Linked DNA regions of Homo sapiens: region 1 is linked to region 2. A link is an interaction called in ENCODE POLR2A ChIA-PET data of the cell type or tissue named here. Cell type or tissue: Caco-2. All regions are shown on one strand. Links, peaks and the distances in the headings refer to the core of each region. The heading gives the core; the rest is flanking DNA. Region 1 has its middle 9.8 kb from the start of DPPA5. Region 2 overlaps SLC17A5 (solute carrier family 17 member 5).

Evidence for each region. ChIA-PET counts read pairs that join two places held together with the same protein. Peaks named below come from ENCODE experiments on the same cell type or tissue, not always from the same donor. Only the 100,000 strongest peaks of a DNase experiment are listed, where the experiment ranks them.
Region 1: POLR2A ChIA-PET joins it to region 2 with 13 read pairs; 2 of 35 experiments call an interaction of 5 or more read pairs at or near these places.

The regions. Positions count from the first base shown.
Region 1 is chr6:73,338,487-73,350,514 of GRCh38, forward strand. No RefSeq gene overlaps it. Among named protein-coding and RNA genes, the nearest start is that of DPPA5, 9.8 kb to the right of the region's middle. RefSeq lists a silencer at 6,406-6,606 and enhancers at 9,495-9,999, 10,000-10,503, 10,504-11,008, 11,009-11,512. In Caco-2, for the core only: no CTCF peak of the experiment used is centred there; no DNase peak of the experiment used is centred there.
Region 2 is chr6:73,637,537-73,649,137 of GRCh38, forward strand. SLC17A5 (solute carrier family 17 member 5) reads right to left here. Exons shown (of 11, transcript NM_012434.5): 2 at 6,871-7,067; 3 at 4,155-4,388; 4 at 876-963. Among named protein-coding and RNA genes, the nearest start is that of SLC17A5, 11 kb to the right of the region's middle. RefSeq lists enhancers at 4,325-4,494, 4,733-4,902, 5,232-5,401, 6,011-6,180, 7,144-7,313 and 1 more. In Caco-2, for the core only: no CTCF peak of the experiment used is centred there; a DNase peak (open chromatin) is centred at 8,195; H3K4me3 peaks cover 806 bases.

The DNA of each region.
Region 1 (12,028 bases), core at 2,532-10,531, 300 kb before region 2:
CAGGAGTTTGAGACCAGCCTGACAAACATGGTGAAACCCCATCTCTACTAAAAATACAAATATTAGCCAGGCATGGTGGCGGGTGTCTGTAATCCCAGCTACTCAGAAGGCTGAGGCAGGAGAATCGCTTGAACCCAGGAGGCAGAGGTTGCAGTGAGTCGATATCACGCCATTGCACTCCAGCCTGGGTGACAGAGCGAAACTTCGTCTCAAAAACAAAAAAAAAATTAGCCCAGTGTGGTGGCTCATGTCTGAATTCCCAGCTACTTAGGAGGCTGAGGCAGGACAATCGCTTGAACCCGGGAGGCGGAGGTTGCAGTGAGCTGGGATCGCATCATTGTACTCCAGCCTGGGCAACAAGAGCGAAACTGTCTCGAAAAAAAAAAAAAAGCTAACATTTTTAAAATGATGACTTACCATGTCTCCCCCTGGCAGGCACAAATTAAAGGATTTATAATAGTAAATTGGGGATGAAGTAAAGTACAAATAGCCAATATTCCTCTCCATACACAAAATCCTCTGGGACAGTAAAAGATCTTAGTAATATCTACAAAGTACCAAATAACAATAAAAAATATTCCTATAAAAGCCCTGTAATAGAATGTTAAAATAGAGCTCTTTGTAGTTTAGCCTGAGGCCCCAAATCTAAGAAAAATAGATCCAAATACCCACACATTCTATTAGAGGAAGCTAGAGCATCGATGGAGGGCTTGCAAAGGGCTTGCTTGGCAAAAATCCAGCTCTACCAGCATTAGCCCATCACCCAACTCCAGTCTATGTACAGAAGGCTAAAATTTTAATGAGACAGTAAGGATTTCTTTAGAAAGATTGTGTTCACTCCCATGAGAGAGGCAAGGGATACTTCCCCAACCTCCTCCCAAGCTAAGAGAGGGGTCTTCAGAACTACCAAGATATTTTGTTCTGTGTCCTCTAGAATTGATGGATCACAGAGTCTAGTAAATAGCTGATACCTGAAATAGTCTACAGGCAAAAGGCTGGCCAGCTGCCCCAGTGGCAAAGCAAGGGGAGGTGACTAGAGTGGAATAGGCGGTGCTTCCCCTGCCGGTGGGCAAAAGTGCATGGCCTAGAGAAGAGAGCCAGCGTGAGTCATCCTGAGAAGAAGTCAGCCCAAAGAATTCCAAGGAGAGCATACATCCACTCCAGCTTTTGCAGTCCTCTTAGGAGGTCTTCAGAGATCCCTCTACCAGGGCCCTCTAACAGCAGGTTACCATCAAGAGTGAAGAGACCTCAGATTGAGTGGTCATTTATGATGCCCTCTATCCCCTGGCTGATATGAAACTGTGCTGGACATTTTCGTTTCTGAAAGTGAACCCCACACCCCCTACCCCTACACACACACACAAAAAAGGCTGTGAAACCTCGTTGAGATTTCATTTAGGAGATGTGGAAGAGTAATTTGACTGAGCAAATTGAATGGTGAATAGTGAGATTTGTTTTGTTTTGTTTTGTTTTTTTGCATGCACTGAGCCAAATCCAACTCAATAAAAACTAGTTACACTGGTAATACCTATTAGATACAAAAACAAAACTTGTTTAACGTGTCACTAGGCCATTTTGTAATTTTGTGAACATCATAGAGTATACTAACATAAACTTAGATGGTATAAACTGCTACAACCCAGTCTATACGGTGTAGCCTATTGCTCCTAGTCTACAAACCTTTACAGCATGTTATCATACTGAATACTGTAGGCAATTGTATGCATTCCATCATTGACTGAATCATCCTTACACGGCAGTGCATGACTGTGTTTGAGTGCTTAACCACCTGCCAGATGCCTTTCTAAGCCTTTAACATATTAACTCCTTTGATCTTCACAACTTCAGGAGGTACTACAATTATTACCCTTATTTTCAGATGGAGAAACAAAAACACAAAGAGTGTATCTAAGGACATACAGCTACTAAGTTTTCATAATGCTCAGCCACTTCCTTGTAGATAGAACAAGCAAAGAAAGCTCCCCTTCTCCACAAACACAACCCAGAGCAATTCTTTTCCTTATTAGATTCATGTTTGTATCATTTAAACAAGACCTGGGCAGGTGCGGTGGCTCAAGCACATAATCCCAGCACTTTGGGAGGCCAAGGCAGGTGGATCACCTGAGGTCAGGAGTTCAAGACCAGCCTGCCCAACATGGTGAAACCCCATCTCTACTAAAAATACAAAACTTAGCTGGGCGTGGTGGTGGGTGCCTGTAATCCCAGCTACTAGGGAGGCTGAGGCAGAAGAATCGCTTGAACCTGGAAGGCAGAGGTTGCAGTGAGCCGACACCAAGCTACTGCACTCCAGCCTGGGCGACAGGGTAAGACCTTGTCTCAAAAAAAAAAAAAAAAACAAGACCTATGCTGATGAATGTAGAACACTTCTTGTGTTCTCTTAACCTCCAAGGTAGAAAGGAGGCAAGAGTCACATTAACTGAATTCACTTATTTTTAAGCCAGTGGCTCTCAATCTTTAGTGTGCATCAGAATCACCTGGAGGACCTGTTAAACCATGGGTTACTAGGACCCACCCAAGAATTTCTGACTCAGTAGGTCTGAGGTGGATCTGAGAATCTGAATTTTTGTTTTTTTGTTTTGTTTTGTTTTGTTTTTGAGACGTTGTCTCACTCTGTTGCCTGGCTGGAGTGAAGTGGAGCAATCTGCCTCACTGCAGCCTCTGCCTCCCAGGTTCAAGCAATTCTCCTGCCTCAGCCTCCTGAGTAGCTGAGATTATAGGTGCCTGCTACCATGCCTGGCAAATTTTTTTATTTGTGGTAGAGACAGGGTTTCACCATGTTGACCAAGCTGGTCTCTAACTCCTAACCTCAAGTGAGGTCTTTCCAAAGTGCTGGGATTACAGGTGGGAGCCACCATGCCTGGCCTGAGAATCTGTGTTTCTAACAAGTCCTCAGATGATGCTGGTCAAGGGGCCACTTTGAGAATGACGGTATTAGGACCCTTAACTTCCTCAACTTCAGTTTTCTCACTGATAAAATGGGCATAACAATAGTGATGTTGTGTCTATTAATGGAGACATGGAAGAGGAAGTGCTTAGTTAATTGTACAGCTATAGAGGAACATGGTTAGCAATTACTATTATTGCACATTTGACTTTAAGAGTGAATGCTAGGCCAGACTCAGAGGCTCACACCTGTAATCCCAGGACTTTGGGAGGCCAAAGCAGGCAGATCATTTGAGGTAAGGAGTTTGACACCAGCCTGGCCAGCATGGTGAAACCCCATCTCTACTAAAAATACAAAAATTAGCTGGGCCTGGCAACCTATGCCTAGTCCCAACTACTCACGAGGCTGAGGCAGGAGAATCGCTTGAATCCAGGAGGCAGGGGTTGCGGTGAGCTGAGATCTTGCCACTGCACTCCAGCCTGGGGACAGAGTGAGACTCTGTCTCACCAAAAAAAAAAAAAAAAAAAAAAAAGCCGGGTACGGTGGCTCACATCTGTAATCCTAGCACTTTGGGAGGCTGAGGTGGGTGTATCACCTGAGGTCAGGAGGTCGAGACCAGCCTGGCCAACATGGTAAAACCCCATCTCTACTAAAAATACAAAAGTTAGCCGGGCATGGTGGCGGGTGCCTATAATCCCAGCTACTCAGGAGACTGAGGCAGGAGATCACTTGAACCCAGGAGGCAGAGCTTGCAGTGAGCCAAGATCACACCACTTGACTCCAGCCTGGGCAAAAGGGCAAAACTCCGTCAAAAAAAAAAAAGAAAAAAAGAAAAAGAAAGAGAGAGAGAGAAAGCAAGCAAGCAAGCAAGAAAGAACGGAAAAGAGAGGGAAGGGGAGGGGAGGGGAGGGGAGGGAAGGGAAGGGAAGGGAAGGGAAGGGAAGGGAAGGGAAGGGAAGGGAAGGGAAGGGAGCTGATGCTGCGCTACGGTAAGTGTAGATGTTTGATCTTTCAGACCTTACCATAGCAATCCATATTCAAATATGTGGGCATAAGGAGGGACTCAATATCATATGGAATGAAGGGAAGACCATCTTCACGTGTTAACTCCTCATCCAATCTGCCAATACAATAAATTTTCTTATATATCTTGCCAAGAATAAGAATGTTTCCCACACATACATACACACACTGGAGTTTCACTGTATACAAATTGTTGTTGTTGTTATTGTTGAGATGGAGTTTTGCTCTTGTCACCCAGGCTGGAGTGGAATGGCATGATCTCAGCTCACTGCAACCTCCGCCTCCCAAGTAGCTGGGATTACAGGTGCCCGCCACCACACCTGGCTAATTTTTTGTATTTTTAGTAGAGATGGGGTTTTGCCATGTTAGGCAGGCTGGTCTCGAACTCCCAACCTCAGGTGATCCGCCCGCCTTGGCCTCCCAAAGTGCTGGGATTACAGGCATGAGCCACCGCACCTGGCCCACTGTATATAAATTTAACTGATCCAAAGATCAGCGAGAATTCCTTTCAGCTACCCAAAGTGTGAATATCCCACTGGGCTGATAGATGATAGATGCACCTGAAAGCAATAACTGTGATATATGTTGTATGGCAGACAAACCTGAGAGCAGTAACTTAAGAAATGAAAGTTGCCATGTAGCACTTGCTGCCAGGTGGGTGCTAAATGAAGAAGCTATATAAACGGCATGCTTTTTGCAAATGGTTGTTGTTCTCCTGTCCAGTCCACTGTCACTGGACTGTCCCTGTCTATAAGTTCCCCCTAATAAAACCCTATGTCTCCTCCACTGGCTCCAGGTCTCTTCTTTGACTTCTTGAACCTGGTGCCATCCTTACTGAAGTTAATAGGGGTCTGGCACTACAGCTGACTGTTGGAGATATATATTATTCCAAAACCTAGGCATTAAATGCAGGCAAATTAATTCATATCATGTTCAACTTTTAGAGAAATATCTAGCTATGACTAATCATGAGGAATTTTGTACTCACTGTATTTTTGCACTAATTTTTGTACTAACTATATTTGGCACTTTTAAGCTAAAGCCCCTTAAAAATGCAAGTAGGTGGTATCTCCCTTTATATCCTGCACACAAGATTACATTTGTTAAACTGCTGTGTCAGAAAGTTCTCCACATTGAGCCAGAATCTGCATCCACAAACTTCCAAACACTAGAACTTATTTTGCCTTCTAAAATATCACAGAATAGTTCATCTTTTGTTGATGATAAAGCCTTCAAGATGTTAGACAGATGCCTTCTCTCACTGCACCCTAATCCTCCTTCATTCATCTTATGACATTATCTTAAAAAATTATGCTTACTGTTAAAGAAAATAATTCAAAATTAGTAAGCTTGCTTTTAGTTAAATAAAACAACTAATTTCCCTTCTTCAGGACATACTGAAGTTTTGCATGAAGGACATGACCCCTCAATCCTATTTACATTACCAAATGACTTGCTGGTAGATAATCATATCTGAATTCAAAAGACTAAAAAGTTTCTCTTTGGAGTAAAAATTAAAGAAACAAGAATTACCTCAAAAAGTTCCCCACACTCCTGGCCCTTCTCTCTAACCCAGAGATCTGTGAACTACATTTTTTTCTTTCACACGCAGCACCCCTAGGCCATGCAACAAGTATTTGAACAAAAAGGAACCACTTCAGAAACTAGAAATGGGACCTTCAGAACCATGTGGGCTGAGAACCAGCCCTAGCTTTAGCCCTCAGCCTCCCAAATGTTCAAACCAAAATATGATAGCCATTACAAATAAGGCTGCAAAGGACATTCTTTATAAAACAATTCCTAGAAGGTTGGTTTTTTTGGGCGTTTTGTTTTTGTCTTTGTTTTTTTTTGTTTGTTTGTTTTTTTCATTATCTCAGCTCATTGCAACCTCCCATTTCCCAGGTTCAACTGATTCTCCTGCCTCAGGCTCCCGAGTAGCTGGGACTACAGGCATACACCACCACACCTGGCTAATTTTCATATTTTTAGTAGAGATGGGGTTTTGCCATATTGGCCAGGCTGGTCTTGAACTCCAGACCTCAAGTGATCCGCTCTCCCCGGCCTCCGAAAGTGCTGAGATTACAGGCGTGAACCACGGTGCTTGGTCTCCTAGAAGTTATCTTGAATTGTAGTGTTGAGATGCAGAATATCAGGAACTTTTTCCAAATGGCATTGGTTTAAATGTCTGCCAAACTCACAGGTGAAAAAATGCATTTAATTGTGTCGGTGTACATTTCTAAGCTAGAGGCTGAATACTTTCTCTCAGAAGCATGTGGGTTATTTGCATTTCTTCATTTGCTGATTGTTCTGTTATGATATACTTACTGAGGATGAGCGCGGTGGCTCAACGCCTGTAATCCCAACATTTTGGGAGGCCAAGGTGGGCAGATTAGCTGAAGTCAGGAATTTGAGACCAGCCTGGCCAACATGGTAAAACTCTGTCTCTACTAAAAATACAAAAATTAGTTGGGTGTGGTGACATGTGCCTGTAGTCTCAGCTACTCAGGAGACTGAGGCAGGAGAATCACTTGAACCAGGAGACAGGGAGGTTGCAGTGAGCCAAGACTGAGCCACTGCACTCCAGCCTGGATGACAGAGCAAGATTCTGAAGAAAAAAAAAAAAAGAAAAAAGATATACTTCCTGAATTTTTTTGAGATGGAGTTTTGCTCTTGTTGCCCTGGCTGGAGTGCAATGGCGCTATCTCAGCTCACCGCAACCTCTGCCTCCTGGGTTCAAGCAATTCTCCTGCCTCAGCCTCCCAAGTAGCTGGGATTACAGGCATGTGCCACCATGCCCGGCTAATTTTGTATTTTTTAGTAGAGAGGGGGGTTTCTCCATGTTGGTCAGGCTGGTCTCGAACTCCTGACTTCAGGTGATCCGCCTGCCTCAGCCTCCCAAAGTGCTGGGGATTACAGACGTGAGCCACCTCGCTGGGCCTACTTACTGATTTGTGAGAATTATTTAACTACTCATGTATTAGCCACTTGCTCGTCCTTATATTGCTGATTTGCCCCTCACCCCACCTCATTTTGACTTTTTTAAAAGAATAGAGGCCAGGCACGGTGGCTTACACCTATAATCTCAGCACTTTGAGAGGCTAAGGTAGGCAGATTGCCGGAGGTCAGGAGTTCGAGACCAACCTGGCCAACATGGTGAAACCCCACCTCTACTAAAAATACAAAAATTAGCTGGGCGTGATGACACACACCTGTAATCCCAGCTACTCAGGAGGCTGAGGCAGGAGAATCGCTTGAACTGGGAGGTGGAGGTTGCTGTGAGCTGAGATTGTGCCACTGCCCTCCAGCCTGGGCAGCAGAGTGAGACTCCATCTCAAAAACATTAAAAATATAAAAAAAGAATGGGACTTTCCAATTTTTTTAGCTCCCTGATCTAGTATTATTTTGATTTATGATTTCTGCCTTTGATGTTGGGTTTACAGAAGCCTGATTATATAATTTATTATTTAAATATTTTTTTCTACCAGGTTTTTTTTTTTTTTTTTGAGACAGAGTCTTGCATTGTCATCCAGGCTGGAGTGCAGTGGCGCCATCTCAGCTCACTGCAAGCTCCGCCTCCCGGGTTCATGCCATTCTCCTGCCTCAGCCTCCCGAGTAGCTGGGACTACAGGTGCCCGCCACCACGCCAGGCTAGTTTTTTGTATTTTTAGTAGAGAAGGGCTTTCACCGTGTTAGCCAGGATGGTCTCGATCTCCTGACCTTGTGATCTGCCTGCCTCGACCTCCCAAAGTGGTGGGATTACAGGCGTGAGCCACTGCGCCCAGCCTTTTCTACCAGTTCTTACATTTACATTTTTAATTTATTTTTTAATTTATTTTTTAGAGACAGGCTCTTGCTCCATCACCCAGGCTGGAGTGCAGTGGTACAATCAGAGCTGACTGCCAGCTTCCAACTCCCGGGCTCAAGCAATCCTCCCACCTATCTCAGCTTTCCTGAGCAGCTGGTACTACAGGCATGTTCCACCACACCCAGCTAATTTCTTAATTTTTGTAGAGATCGCGTCTTGCTATGCTGCCCAGGCTGGTCTAGAACTCGTGGCCTCAAGCAATCCTTCCACCTTGGCCTCCCAAAGTGCTGAGATTACAGATGTGAGCCACAATTTTATTTTTAGTTTACAACAGGAACCTGGGGGTAGGGGGGTAAATCAAATAATCCTAAGTAATCATTAATCTTGGAAAATCAAGTTATAGGGCTTGAGTGAGAAGTGCCATCCTAACCAACCAACATCTTCTCATCACCCAGATGTCAGTAGGCTCTGCCAGCCTACCCCACCCACAAAATCACCATCCTGAACATGGGATAGCCCCTGACCCCAGCACTTGATTATCTGTATTCTTTAAAAGACAGATGGGTCTGGGACTCTTCTCATCAAAATTTACTAAAGCTTCAAAAAGAGATAAATTGTCTATCTGTTCCTCTTTTTAGTTCTTTTCCCTCCCACAGACCCCAAGCCCTATTTTCTTTTGCCCTAATACTCCTGTTTCTTTTGCCCTACTTGTCCCCATTAAATTCCCATGCCTGTGAAAGAAGTTTAGGCTAGGAGCCCTATGTTGCACATTTTCTTCTCCTTTTATAGTGGTACAATGAAATATTACAGTCATCTCTCCCTATCTGAGAGATTTGTTTCAGCACCCCCTCTCCCATACCAAAATCCACAGATGTTCAAGTTCTTAATGTAAAATGACATGTTTACATATAACCTATAAACATCCTCCCCTATACTTTTTAATAATCTCTAGATTACTAACAATACAAATGCTATGTAAATAGTTACATTGTATTGGGGTTTATTTGTATCTTTACTGTTGCATTGTTATTGTTTTCTTTCTGAATATTTTTGATGGGAGGTTGGTTGAATCCGTGGTTGCAGAACAGCGGATACAAAGGTTTGATCGTAGTTAATTTGGCTCTTTTGTTTTGTTTTACAGTACTGCTCCTTGCAGAACAGGGCTAACTCATGGGCAGTGATCCCAGGGTCAGCTAATTTGGCATTTTCATGAGGGTAAATCTTATCTATCCCCAATGCAACAATATTTAGACTGTTGAAGCTAGAAGGAAAAGAGGAATCCCATGAAACTAAGACCAGCTTTTGAGAATTGGAGTGAAGTTTGGAAAACCTGGTCCTTCCCTTTCTGCAGCAGAGATTGCAAAATGGCTACAAGACTTGGTGCAGCAGCCCCTCTCTGGACAAATTCCAACGCTGGAATTCTAGTGCCATACAGATAACTCCTCGAAAAAAATATTTCTGCCTCTGATTAGTTACCATACAATTTAATATTCCAAATTTCTTTCATGTAAGTAACACCCCAGACACTTGTTTTCTGAAAATAGTCTCTGAAATCCTGAAAATGTTCGTGGGCCACATTGTCATTTTTGTTTTCTTCCTAAAACACCACTCCTGAGTATGTAGCAAAGCAGACACTCAACAAATATATATTTAAATTTTTTCTTTTTTTTTTTTTTTTTTTTTTTGAGGAGTCTAGCTGTGTCGCCCATGCTAGAGCACAGTGGCGCAATCTTGGCTTACCACAACCTCTGCCTCCTAGGTTCAAGCAATTCTCCTGCCTCAGCCTCCCGAGTAGCTGGGATTACAGGCGCCCTCCACCACACCCAGCTTTTTTCTATTTTTAGTAGAGACGGGGTTTCACTATGTTGGTTAGGCTGGTCTCGAACTCCTGACCTCGTGATCCGCCCACCTCAGCCTCCCAAAGTGCTGGAATTACAGACGTGAGCCACCGCGCCCGACCTTCAACAAATATTTCAATAATGCCATTCAACAAATGAGTCGATGGGAACAGTGGAGAGACAGGGCAGAGCCATTAGAGAAGAATCAGAATCCAAACTGATCCTAGGATCCTAGCTGCCAGGGACAGGGAAACAGCTTATCTGAGTGGTTCCGGGTGGTTCCATAGTCACCTCCTGCTCAAAACCTTTGGATGGGTTACCTTTGCTCTCTGCAAGGTCTGCGAGGCCCCGGGGGGAACTGCCTCGCTCCCGTTCCGGCCATGCCCCAGCCGGCTCAACCTTCTGGCCTAGCCACCATCCTGTTCCCAGGGCTGCACTTCCCTTCCTCCTCGCCTGGCTCACTGCTGCCGGTCACTCAGATCTCACCCAAGGTGACTTCCTTGGGGGACCGTCCCTGACCTCCCTGCCCAGGTCTAGTCTCCAACATTTCAGCCTCCCAGCACAGCACCGGTGTTCATTTCTCGGATTCTTACATCCATGTGGCTCCTAACCAGACCGGAAGCTCCCGGAGGGCCCGCCTGTCTACAGAGGTTGGGAGACTTGCTCCAGACCACCCTGCAGGTGGCTTCAGTCCCAGGAGACCTAACAGCGCCTGCCTCGGAGCCCACTTGGGAATGAGTTGGGCATAGGTGACCCCGCGGGGCCCTGCGAGGAACACCCACACCCACTCTGGCTTCCCCTCTCCCGCTCTATCAGCCCACCCAAAGGGTAAAAAGTCTCATAGGGCCCGGAAGGGCGCGGTGGCTCACGCCTGTAGTCCCAGCATTCTGGGAGGCCGAGGCGGGCGGATCACCTGAGGTTAGGAGTTGGAGACCATCCTAGCCAACATGGCAAAACCCGGTCTCTACTCAAAATACAAAAATTAGCCGGGCACGCCGGCGCGCGCCTGTAATCCCAGCTACCTGGGAGGCTGCGCAAGAGAATCGCTTGAACCCGGGTGTTGGAGGTTGCAGTGAGCCGAGATCGTGCCACTGCACTACAGCCTGGCAACAGAGTGAGACTCCGTCGCAAAAAATAAATTAAAAATAAAAACATTTCATAGGGCCCCCAAAGAAATCACGTATACATTTAAATGTAAGACATAAATACCGGGAGGTGGTGTGATTGGTGGGATCTCAATTTCCTTAAATGGACAATGAGAATATTTTGAGAATTCAGTTAATAAAAGAGCCCAGCTTCTAGCCCCGCGGAGCTAGAAGCTCTCAATCAGCGTTAGCTATTGTTATTATTATTAGCCACTTTAGGGTTGGAGGATTACACTTGATTGGGTGTTTATCGCTTGTTATTTAAAGGCTTTCTTGGACTAAGCACTTGTTTTATCTCCTCTCCAAAACTCTTCCATCCCATTGTCAGACCCTCCTTAGGGCAGACCCCTCTCATCTGCATTACAAGAAAGCTTGAGGTTTCCTGTAATTGTCGCACTTAACCTTGGTGGAAAGCTGATCACCAGCTGCAAACTCAAAGAAAGAAATCCGCTCCAAGGCAAACCACCTTCAGACTTTTACTTCCAAAATTTTACCTATGAATTTTCTTAAAGTATTTTATTGCTGTTATTTTTGGTTTGGGGGATTGGGAAAGGGGAGCTGAAAAATTTTCAGTCCAGGACTTGCATGGAATTTATGGCAGATTCTTAAATTTCCCTCTTTTGCTACCATAATTGATACCTACTCAAAGTTTTCTGCATTTAGAAACTCTGCCTTTAAGAGGGAACTCTAGGCCAGGCACGGTGTCTCATACCTGTACGCTCAGAGCTTTGGGAAGCCAAAGCAGGTGGATCGCTTAAGATATTGAGTTCAATACCAGCCTGGCCAACATGGTGAAAACCCATGTCTACTACAAATACTGAAGAAAAAAAAAAAAAAAAAAAAGCTGGACATGGTGGTGCATGCCTGTGATCCCAGCTACTGGGGAGGCTGAGGCAAGAGAATCACTTGAACCTGGGAGGCAGAGGCTGCAGTGAGCCGAGATCATGCCACTGCATTCCAGCTGAGTGACAGAGACTCTGTTTCCAAAAAAAAAAAAGAGAGAGAGAGAAAGAATTCTAGACTTAAAGGACAAGGCTGTTAGTTTTATGTGCTTGATTTACACTGCAGAATTGGGGTTTCAAAAGTATCTGGTCTACATTCCCACATAGAGTCTTTCATGGCCAACTGATTCTCTGAAGGGTGCACTAGATGAGGGTCATCTGAGGGTGCTAACAACCAACTGTTAGTCCATAAAGCAAATTCAAGCTATCAGCACAAAAGACAGGGAAACTTCATCAGATTCAACAAAAAAGGGTGAGGCAATGGGGAAATAGGCAATCTCTATGATAATATTTAGCAAAATTATGTTTTT
Region 2 (11,601 bases), core at 3,602-11,601:
AGACCTGATATAACCCGGCTCTTATCTCTTTCTCTAACCTCATCTTATGCCATCATCCTCCTTACTCACTGAGTTCTAGCCATCCAAGGTAGTTTTCCACTTCTTTTAACCCTTATGTTATTTCTTGCCTGAGTGCCCTCGTACATGCTGTTCTGATTGGCTGAAATGCTCTTCTCCCTGCATGAATGGTTTGTTCTTATCCTTCAGATTTTAGCTTAAAAGTACCACAGAGAGGCCTTTTCTCAACTACTGTATTTAAAAAGCAGTCCGGTGGAAAAATTTTAATTTAGTCAATGAAAGAAAGGCTAGAATTTCTTATGCAATCTGATAAAATTATAATTCACATATATAAAACTCATGTTATCTCACCTGTAGATCAAAATGATGGCAAATAAAGATGCAATAGAAAAAAGATGCATGAAGAGAGGGGTTGAGAATCATGATACATTCATTAGTTAATCAAAACAGAAATCACAATTTAAGGACAAAAACACTCAATTTTCTAGCTACTGGCCTTTTTTTTTCTTTTTTTTAAATAGCATCTCTAAACAAACAAAAATAAAATTTAAAACCCCCAAAAAAGTAAACAGAAAAAGAAAAAAAATAGCATCTCTATACCAATATCTGAAAACACAACATACTTTGAAATAGATGATGGCAGATGGGGAAAATGACATTAGTCAATTAAGCTGCATTACTATAAGTTGTTGAGCCAAAGAGAAAAATTGGTAATAAAGTTATACTACCGAAACTTAATGTTCTCCCCAAAGGGGCATCCAATCCAACATTGCATCGTTCTGGTATGCAGGCCCTTTTTCCCAAAGGTTGATATATACATAACATATTACAGCAAAATTTGGTAATTGTTATCTCACCTGCATATGAAATGCTAAGAAGTTTGCTTCTTTCAAGAGGGGGAGCCCAAGAAGACCACATGGCATGCATGGCTGGAAATGTAACACCCTGAGAGAAGGGAACATGATATTTCTGATGAAATGTAAGGTAGTTTTGTTAATGCTTTAAAGTAAGTTAAGTATTTTGCTACAAAAGCATTTTCTGGATAAGAATCAAACGAATCAGGTTCCATGAAATGAGAAATTTTTACAGTGTTAAGTGAAAATATCTTATAATGAAGTACTTTCAGAATTTGAGGCTGGGTGTGGTGGCTCATGCCTGTAATCCCAGCACTTTGGGAGGCCAAGGCAGGAGGATTGCTTGAGCCCAGGAGTTCGAGATCAGCCTGGGTAACGTAGTGAGACACCATCTCTTAAAAAAAAAAAGTAAAACTCCCCAAAGATTCATGGATTTTGGAACTGGTTTTAAGACAACAAGATAAGGGTTACAATAAATCTAAAATAATTGTACTGAGTGAGGACATAAAGGGATCTTGCTCAAGGTTAATTTTACTCATTCACTTTATTAATCACCTGAATGAAAGGGAATATTACTAACTTATAACTTTAAAAAATACTGAGCTAATATTTTGGGATACTGAAAAAAAATTCAAGCTGACAATCAACCAGAAAAACAGTCCTATTAAAAAAAGGATGAATTCAATTAGCATGTTTACAGCCTTTCTTCTTTTTTTTCCTGTGATAACAAGCCTAGTAGATGCCAATTACTGACACGGAGAGCTAACAGGATGTGGAAACAGGGAGTTTCATAGAGACTGGGTAAATGAGGAGATACCACAGGACAGTGAGAGAGAACGGCTCTCCTTGGACACTCTCTGTGTCACTTCAGAAAGATTAGTTAACCTCCCTGAACTTCAAGGCGGTTGCATAATTGTTGTAAAGATAAATGGTAACTAGTGCTATTATTAGTGGAGAGAAGAATAAATGTTTTAATACTTTGTACTTTCCGCTGACTCTTTCAAAAACAAAAACAAAAGGAATTAAAAAAAAGTAATACCAATGGAAGGCAAAGATGATTTAGGTACATTGCAAATCAATAAGAATCTATATGATGGAGCATCCACAGGATGAGTCATTATAGAAGAAAACTTGAGATGTTTGGAAATGCCCACAGAGATTATGTTGTAGAAAACTTTATTATAAAACCTAGGGACAATGTAGGTATATTTATGGTGAATCAGATGGTAGGAATGCAAGATAGTAATCTAAGTGTCCTTTATGAATGAGGAAATGCACCTGTGATACATATTGAAGGGATGAAGAAGGACGAGAGAACCTGAGTATAAATACAACTTAAATTCTATTTAGTTGTTGGCTGGACACGGTGGCTCATGCCTGTAATCCCAGCACTTTGGGAGGCGGAGGCAGGTGGATCACTTGATGCCAGAAGTTCGAGACCAGCCTGGCCAACATGGTGAAACCCCGCCTCTACTAAATATACAAAAATTAGCCAGGCATGGTGGCGCATGCCTGTAATCCCACCTACTTGGGAGGCTGAGGAAGGAGAATTGCTTGAACTCAGGAAGCGGAGGTTGCAGTGAGCCGAGATCATGCCACTGCACTCCAGCCTGGGCAACAGAGTGAGACTCCGTCTCAAAGACTAGAAAAAAATAAATAAATGAATAAATAAAATGTCACCTGAGATAACAGTGGTAATATGATCAATATGCCGTAATGTTAAATTAGTGGCATAAACTGGAAGTAAAATATGGGAATACATTCAGCAAGGAGATTGAATACTAGGATCAGAGAAAATATGCTAGATTTAAGTATATTTTACTTTGTCAAGAAGAACAGGAACCTGGTAATAGAGGAGTAATTTTAATTTTGTGATCAGGAAGGGTTTACTTAATGGACCTCTACTGATAAGAACAAAATAAAAACATTCAGATGAATGAAAAATCTTTTAATAGTACCTGGCAATTTCCAAAGTATTCTAGCAATCCTTATCACATATGAATTTTATATCTAATCTGTGACTGAAAACAGGGAAGGTATTTTAGTCCCAGTTTAAAAAATGATGGGACTGAGATCTAGAGATTAGAGCTTACCTAAGGTTTCACTGTTAGATACAATAGAGCTATTATTCAAACTCTGGTCCAGTGTTCATTCCAACAGCATGATACACTGCTACTTAAAATAATCTTCATCCTCTACACCAAGCCCAGTGGCCATTATCTTGCTTGAATTAAAGAAATGCAAGAGAGCAAAATACACCATTCCCTGGATTTCAGAGGTAGAAGTTCGAAGTTATAAAGGAAAAGTGAAAATTATTAAGTATGGGGGTACACATGATGAAATACAAAAGAAAAGTGGGAAGGAAAAGAAAGACAAGAATCAAAATTTTAAAAAATGATAAAACTATTAAGAGGAGGGAAATAAAAGAGGCAAAAATCAATAATACTTCTAAAAAGAGCAGAATCATAGAACTAAATTGAGATAGTTATATAAAATCATAAAATATTTGTCTCTAAGTTACAAGACCAGAAAAAATAAAAGAATAAGCGATAAAAAAGAAATTAAATGCAACTCAACAGTCTATTGTGTAAAATGTGCTTCAGACTTGGGCATCAATGATAGAGCAGAGTTTAACGGTGGCAAGAGCACAAGAGGTAAGGATGGTCAATCTTAACCATTTTTTTTTCTTTTGAGATGGAGACTTGCTGTCGTCCAGGCTGGAGTGCAGTGGCGCGATCTTGGCTCACTGCAACCTCTGCCTCCCGGGTTCAAGCAGTTCTCCCACTTCATCCTCCCGAGTAGCTGCAATTACAGGTGTGCACCACCATGCCCGGCTAATTTTTGTATTTTTAGTAGAGATGGGGTTTCACCTGTTGGCCAGGCTGGTCTCAAACTCCTAACCTCAAGTGATCCACCTACCTTGGCCTCCCAAAATGCTGGGATTACAGGCATGAGCCACCACGCCCGGACTATCTTAACCATTTATTAATGGTTTATTTTCTTCTCTCCTAAAGTATGAGCTATGAAGTCTCTTTTGGAAAAAAGTTTTCTCTGGTTTTTGAGTAAAGGTTCCAATTTCGGGGTGCTCCTACTAGAGACCTCATTTACCACAAACAAAATCTATTCAGGTAATTTTCTAGTTAGTCCTTTCTCTAAAAAATAAACCCCTGTTATCATCCAACGTTATTTTTTGGTTCATATTCATACCAAAGAATGACATCTTTAAGAAGAAGAGAAGGAGACACACGGTAAGAAGTAAAACAAGAGAGAAAAGAAAATTACCTCTCCTAGTCCTTCTAGTGCTCTGAGTACAATGAGTGGTCCAACTCCTAAATCTGCAGCAATGGGAGTGAACAGGGTGAGGACAGCAGTGCCAAGGATCCCAAATCCTAGCAGCATTTTCCCCCCTATTTTGCTGGCAACATATCCTCCAGGAATCTGTGTGATGATGTAGCCATAAAAAAAGGAACCGAGAATCCATCCTTGAGTTTCTGCATCCCATTGGTACTTCTTACCCTACAAAAATCAGAAAAGAATAAAACAATCCTTTAAGACCTTCACAGAGCAGCTCTTTTCTCTTACTGGCATGTAAGTACATATAAATGAGATTTTGAACCACTATTTTGGACTGAAGAACATGCAAACTTTCTAGTAGGTGGGTGAGTCATAACAATATAGATATACAGTATTTAGAAGTGAATGAAAAAGAACTGACAGTCGTAAACTTCAAGAAGGCTTGCAATTTTATAAAACTAGACTGCAGGATGAGCTGCCAGAAGCTTTATAATAACTATGACCAAGAAGGCTCACAAAAGAATCACAAAAAAGGCTTGGGTATCTCTGAGCCTACTATGGCTCGGGAGGCTGCCGCCCCCCCGGCCCTGCCTCCCCCTCCCAAAAAAAGAGTCACAGGCTTAATCCAGAAAGCTATTAAGCAGAAAACTGTAGTGGCTGAGCTAGGCTTTGGGAACCAGGCTTGGTTTTAATCCTAGCTCTATTACTTACCGAATGTGTGATCTGGGAAGAGGAAATGAAATAGGCACATAAAATAAGGCTTGATGTACAGTTAGTGTTCACTTAGTGCTGGCTATTAACATGCATAAATGTAGATATTAATAATATCTCCCCATTTCAGACGAAGCACTTAAACAAGCACATGGAACAATTCCAAAGAGCAAGAATTTAAATCAAGCCACAAACTTCATGTGAATAGAACCTGTGTTTTCATTAGTAACAGCACACAGCAAGGTACTAATGAAGATTTAGTGACTGATCTGAGTATCTGACATTTTTAATGCAGTGTAGCTGTATAACAAAGCCAACATGTCAAGAACCATTCCGGGATTTCTTTCTACTGCTGATATAAGGCAGATGAAGATAAGTAGCAGGGTCAACAAAAGCACTTTGCAAAGAAAAAGACACAAAGCAAACTCTTACTTTTCCTTATTTAGGGTACCAATTTGCAGTTTATCTGTGGAATTCTAGGATTTCATGTACATTCCAGCAGTATTGTCCCTGAAGGTCACAGGTTGGAGTGGAGAAAGTGAGTGATGTGTACCCAAATGTTACTCAGCAACATTATTAAAGTCAAATATAAAGATTTTCGGAGAGATTTATTTTGTTTAGAGAGAAACCCTCTTTCCTGCTTGAATGCTCTGCTTGTGAATGATAGAGGAGATTCATCTAAGTATGAACTAGTATCTTCGTGAGCACTGAAAATGGGTGAAAATTTATTTATTTATTTATTTATTTATTTTTAAATTTTTTTTTTGAGACGGAATCTCGCTGTGGCCCAGGCTGGAGTGCAGTGGCGCGATCTCGGCTCACTGCAGGCTCCACCCCTTGGGGTTCACACCATTCCCCCGCTTCAGCCTCCCGAGTAGCTGGGACCACAGGCGCCCACCACCTCGCCCGTCTAATTTTTTGTATTTTCAGTAGAGATGGGGTTTCACCATGTTAGCCAGGATGGTCTTGATCTCCTGACCTCGTGATCCATGTGCCTCGGCCTCCCAAAGTGCTGGGATTACAGGTGTGAGCCACCGCGCCCGGCCAAAAATTTATTATTTTTTATTTATTTATTTTTTTGAGACGAAGTCTTGCTCTTGTTGCCCAGGCTGGAGTGGAATGGCGTGATCTCGGCTCACTGCAAACTCCACCTCCCAGGTTCAAGCAATTCTCCTGCCTCAGCCTCCTGAGTAGCTGGGATTATAGGTGTGTGCTACCACGCCCAGCTAATTTTTGTATTTTTAGTAAAGACAGGGTTTCACCGTGTTGGCCAGGCTGGTCTCGAACTACTCACCTCAGGTGATCCACCTGCCTCAGCCTCCTAAAGTGCTGGGATTACAGGCATGAGTCACTGCACCCAGCCTGCAAATGTACTTCTAAAAAGAATACTAGCTTTTCTTTCTGTACTATCTCCTCGTGTGATAAGCAACATAAAATGAAGTATATATAACTTAATTATAAACAAATGATGAATACACATTTATTAATACCACTATAACATAAGGCAGGCAAAATGACTTATGTGGCTTAGGTTGGGCATGTGTACATTCAGAAAAGAATGTCCTAAGAAACTGGCCAGTTCTTGTTTTTCATCTTGCAACTGAGATTACCTAAACTCTCTTGCAGCTGTAACTCTATAAGTGATATAGGGTTATAAATAATACTCCTATAAAAGCTATTTAGAAAATTTAAAACAGTTTAATTTTCTGTTATATAAAACAGGTTTTTCCAAATTTTCTTTAAGCATGGTATGTTTATAGAGGGAATGGAAGAACTACTTTTCAAACAGATGAAGGTGTATTACGGCATAGCAGTAGTAGCTATAGTTACAAGTTATTGCCCAATCAGTTCCTGGGAAAACACAAAAAGAAAGTGATTCAGAGTATACACAAACAAAGTATAGTTTCTGTAGGATGAAAAAAGACCTTTTAATATTTTTACTTGCAAGTATTTTAGGATAATTAAAATTGTTTCCTTAAAAAATAGCACCTACCGTTTGATTATGATGAACTTTTATGGGAGCAGAATGCTCTGGACACGCCTTGGAAGTTCTATTATCTTCTAAAGTTGTATTTGAATCTACCATATCCACTAACGCAACACTCAGATTCACACGTAATGCATACACAATGAAGAAACCAAAAAAGGCCAAAATTGCTAAGTTGTAACGAGCAGAGCAGCACACTGGAGCTGAAATAAAGATTGGGGAAAATTTTTATTTATTTTTAAATTTTTATTTTTAGAGACAGGGTTTTGCCATGTTGCTTAGGCTGGTCTTGAACTCCTGGGCTCAAGCCATCCACCCACCTCAGCCTCCCAAAGTGCTGTGATTATAGGCATTGGCCACCATACCCGGCTGCTTTAATTAAAAAAGTTAATTACATGATATTGTCTAAATAATGAAAAAGGTTGCTTTTTAAAAGTACAAAAATAATTATGAAAAAATGTTAAAGAATATTCTTAGATTAAGCAAATCTAAGAAACATTTGTCAAAGATTAGCTGTTTCTCATATCTGTAGTTTTGGTAAAAATTTCACACATGAGAGCCTGAACTATAAAAAAGTTCATTAAAACATGGAGGTAGTAGTTTTATCACCTTTGCTGAGAAAAAGATCTATTCCAGATTCAAACTGAACCCCTACTCCTTGTCAGCTGGCAAAGATATACGGCATGAGAAAAGCAGGTAAGGAGGTTTAATGGCATTACTATTTCTGAAAAACTATCTGAAACATGGTCAATAAGTACTTGAGTACTTACAATGACATGATATATTACTGATTATGAGTTAGTAGCCATCTCATTGTTAAATGTAGCATAGCAAAAAAAATTTACTGCCAAGGGTAGGGCATGAAATTTCTCTTGATAAATTTCTTACCTCGAAGAGTATCCTCAAAGGCTGGGTTTGAATCAGAAGCCATGATTAATACTTAAAGCCATCGTAAACTAAATGCATTTAAGAATCTAGAAGCAAACTTGCAGAACCTATGACAGTTGCAGCATCTGTGACAGTTGCTCAGTAGTTATCAAGCGTAAAGGGCTCACAGTAAAAAGGGAAATCAGTGAATGTACCACCATGATTAAAAAAAAAGGATGCCGGGCACAGTGGCTCACGCCTGTAATCCCAGCACTTTGGGAAGCCGAGGCGGGCGGATCACCTGAGGTCAGGAGATCGAGACCATCCTGGCTAACTCGGTGAAACCCCGTCTCTACTAAAAATACAAAAAATTAGCCGGGCGTGGTCGCGGGCGCCTGTAGTCCCAGCTACTCGGGAGGCTGAGGCAGGAGAATGGCGTGAACCCGGGAGGCGGAGCTTGCAGCGAGAGGAGATCGCGCCACTGCACTCCAGCCTGGGCGACAGAGACAGAGACTCCGTCTCAAAAAAAAAAAAAAAAAAAAAAAGAATGCAGAGTAGGTTGGAGGAACCAATAAAAGGATCATGTGAGAGGAGGAGTTTGACCTATTTATTACTCTAACTGTGGGCTTATGCATAGTTTCTCTTTTTTCTTCTTTTATTGAGTTGCAGAATTGGAGAGGGATAGGATTCAGGATGCTGACTAAGGATAATCAACCTCTTAGTAACAAAGAGAAATTAGCTAATCCAGAGTCTGAACATCTTTAAGTTTAGTAAACTCTGAGTGGCTGATAAATACCTCTTTAAAGATATAAACATGTATTTCATTAAGCAATGACATATTAAAATTAAATGAAAATATGTGTGCTTTTATTTGGTAATGACACATCAACATCATATAAATGTGTGTATGTTTTTCCCCTACTTAAGAATCCTGGTGTTTTCATTAACCTAGCATCAAAGGAGAGAATATATTTTACAGAATACAAAAGTCTTGATACTGGCTCAGATGAACTGATTTAGACTGAAACATTAATGAATATGCACAACTATACTTAGGTTTATATTAATATATTATGATCCAACTCACTTTTCTGTATGCCCTCCTATGTTTAACAACTGCTATTATTTTTTTTTCCCTGTGTAAGATTAACTTCTTTTAACAGGAAACTTTTCATTTGGCATTCTTAAATCCTTTCTTCAGGGGTACAGCTATGAAATTTATGGTACCACTACCATAGTTAGATCCAGATCTGTAAGAACTGAATTTCTAAAGTTCTATTCACATTGTCTCTATTACTAGAATCTAGGCGAATTTGCTTTCTGCTGCAACCAAATGGGCAGTTGTCCAGTTAATGACGGTTTGGATATTGTGAGGCATGTTTTGTAAAAAAACACATTTTCTTTTTTCTTTCTTTTTTTTTTTAGAGACAGGGTCTTGCTCTGTTGCCCAAGCTGGAGTACAGTGGGTGATCATAACTTTCTGTAACCTCGAACCCCTGGACTCAAGTGATCCTCTCACCTCAGCCTCTTGAGTAGCTGGGACTAAAGGCATATGGCAGCATATCTGACTAATTTTTAAATTTTTACTTGTAGAGTCGGGGTCTCACTATTTTGCCCAGGCTGGTCTTGAACTTTTGGCCTCAAGCAATCCTCCCATCTCAGCCTCCCAAAGCACTGGAATTATAGACGTGAGCCACTGTGCCCAGCAGAACATGTTTTCTTTATCATTGCTCTGTGTCAGGTGATATTACCTAGAAGTCTGGATGGGGGACTCAAAAATCTAGCTAAATGTGTGCATTAAAATGTGTTACTTTGAGCAATTTGGAGCAAGAAAAACCCAGATTTATGTACTATGTCTGTTTTGTCAATGCAGCATTTAAAAAGATCATTACCTATTTCAGCAAAGGAGTGATGAGATGTGATTTATGGTTTAAAAAGCTTATCTGGTTGATGGTTTAAAGAGCTCATCTGGACCCTGCATGGAGACTATAGAAAGGAGAAGTGTGAAGGGTGTAAGGAATGTACAGTCAGGGAGATCACTTAAAGGACTACTGTAGCTTTCCAGCTAAGAGATGAAGGTGGCTTAAACTACAGTGAAAGCAGCAGTGAAGAAAAATGGGCAGATCTGAGATGTTTAAAGGCAGAATTAACAGGCCTTGCCCAAATGTTAGATGTGGGAGTAAGTGAAGGGGAGGGATGAAGTTATTAGTAATTCTCTTACTCTAAAAAACTCTATTTTATGCTACTGTAATTTGTAATGTTATTACTTCATTCTATCCTTATTTGCAGTTATCTTATTTTACTGTACATTATTAGTTTTCCCTAAGTGATGCTTTATTGGGACTATGATATACCTTATCATGTGAATTACAAGGGGCTAGAATGTTGAGAAATGAAAGAAAGGTAAGTAAAATGATTTCAAATTACTCGTGGTATTACTTGGAAATCTGACCTACAAGTTATAGATCAGGCAACTTTAACTTTTGGATGCATAGTCAGTAATTAGAAAATAAAAAGCGGCCAGGCACGGTGGCTCACGCCTGTAATCCCAGCACTTTGGGAGGACGAAGCGGGTGGATCACCTGAGGTCAGGAGTTTGTAGACCAGCCTGGCCAACAAGGTGAAACCCCGTCTCTACTAAAAATACAAAAATTAGCCGGGCGTGGTGGCAGGCACTTGTAATCCCAGCTACTCGGGAGGTTGAGGCAGGAGACTCGCTTGAACCTGGGAGGTGGAGGTTGCAGTGAGCCGAGATCACGCCATCGCACTCCAGCCTGGGGGACAAGAGCGAGACTTCGTCTCAAAAAAAAAAGAAAATAAAAAGCCAACTCAGGTGTCACAAAGTATATTACTATGAGATTCTAAGAAATATTAAAAATAAACAATTACTAGCTAATAAAATGGTTGCTGATTACAAATATATTCAATCAGAAAATTTTTATTTCAAGAAGGTATAGCAGTAAAGAAAAACATGCCTGGGAATGTGAATATTCTTTGAAATTGATCCAACAAAAGCATGCTTGCATGACCAAGAGAGAGAACATCCATTGAGCATCAAGTTCAAAGCAAAATCATGCTTGCATAAGGAACATGGCACCCATCAAAAACAAACATCAGCTTCTAAAATGTGTTTTAAACTTAGGAATGTGTGTGGGTGTAACTGAAAGTACACAGGCTAATTTAGAGTGGGACCTGGGAATGAATCTGTTTCTGATTTTTCACTGGCTGTGTGCTTTTGTAGAAATTACTTACTAGTTTTCATTCTCAGGTTTCTTAGCTATAATATGTAGAGACCACCATCTACCCACTGGGCTGCATGGGGATTAAATGAAATACTGCAAGACATTATAGCAGGCACTTAGTAAAAAGGATTTCTTCCTCCTTTTTATCTGGAGAAAGTTATGCCAATAAGACAAAGTACTATGTACGTATATATAAAAAGGAACAAAAGAGGCACATTAATCTGATGGAGGGGACAGTGGAGACAGTCAGAGAAGGCCTCTTGGAGAAGTCTCTTCAAGGAGCAGGAAGTCACCAGTAGGGACAGATGGAACAATCCAAGCAAAAGCAGCAGCATGTACAGAGGTATGGAAATGAGACAGATAAACATAGGGAGAGCAGGACATTCTAAATGATCTGCAGTATCTAGATTATGTATTGTAGTAACTCTAAGAACTAACACTATTGAGTGGGATAGTGGGTATTAAGTTTAATAACATAAAATAATATATAATTTTTTTTTTTTTTGGAGATGGAGTCTTTCTCTGTCTCCCAGGCTGGAGTGCAGTGGCACAATCTCAGCTCACTGCAACCTCCATCTTCCAGGTTCAAGCAATTCTCCTGCCTCAGCCTCCCGAGTAGCTGGGACTA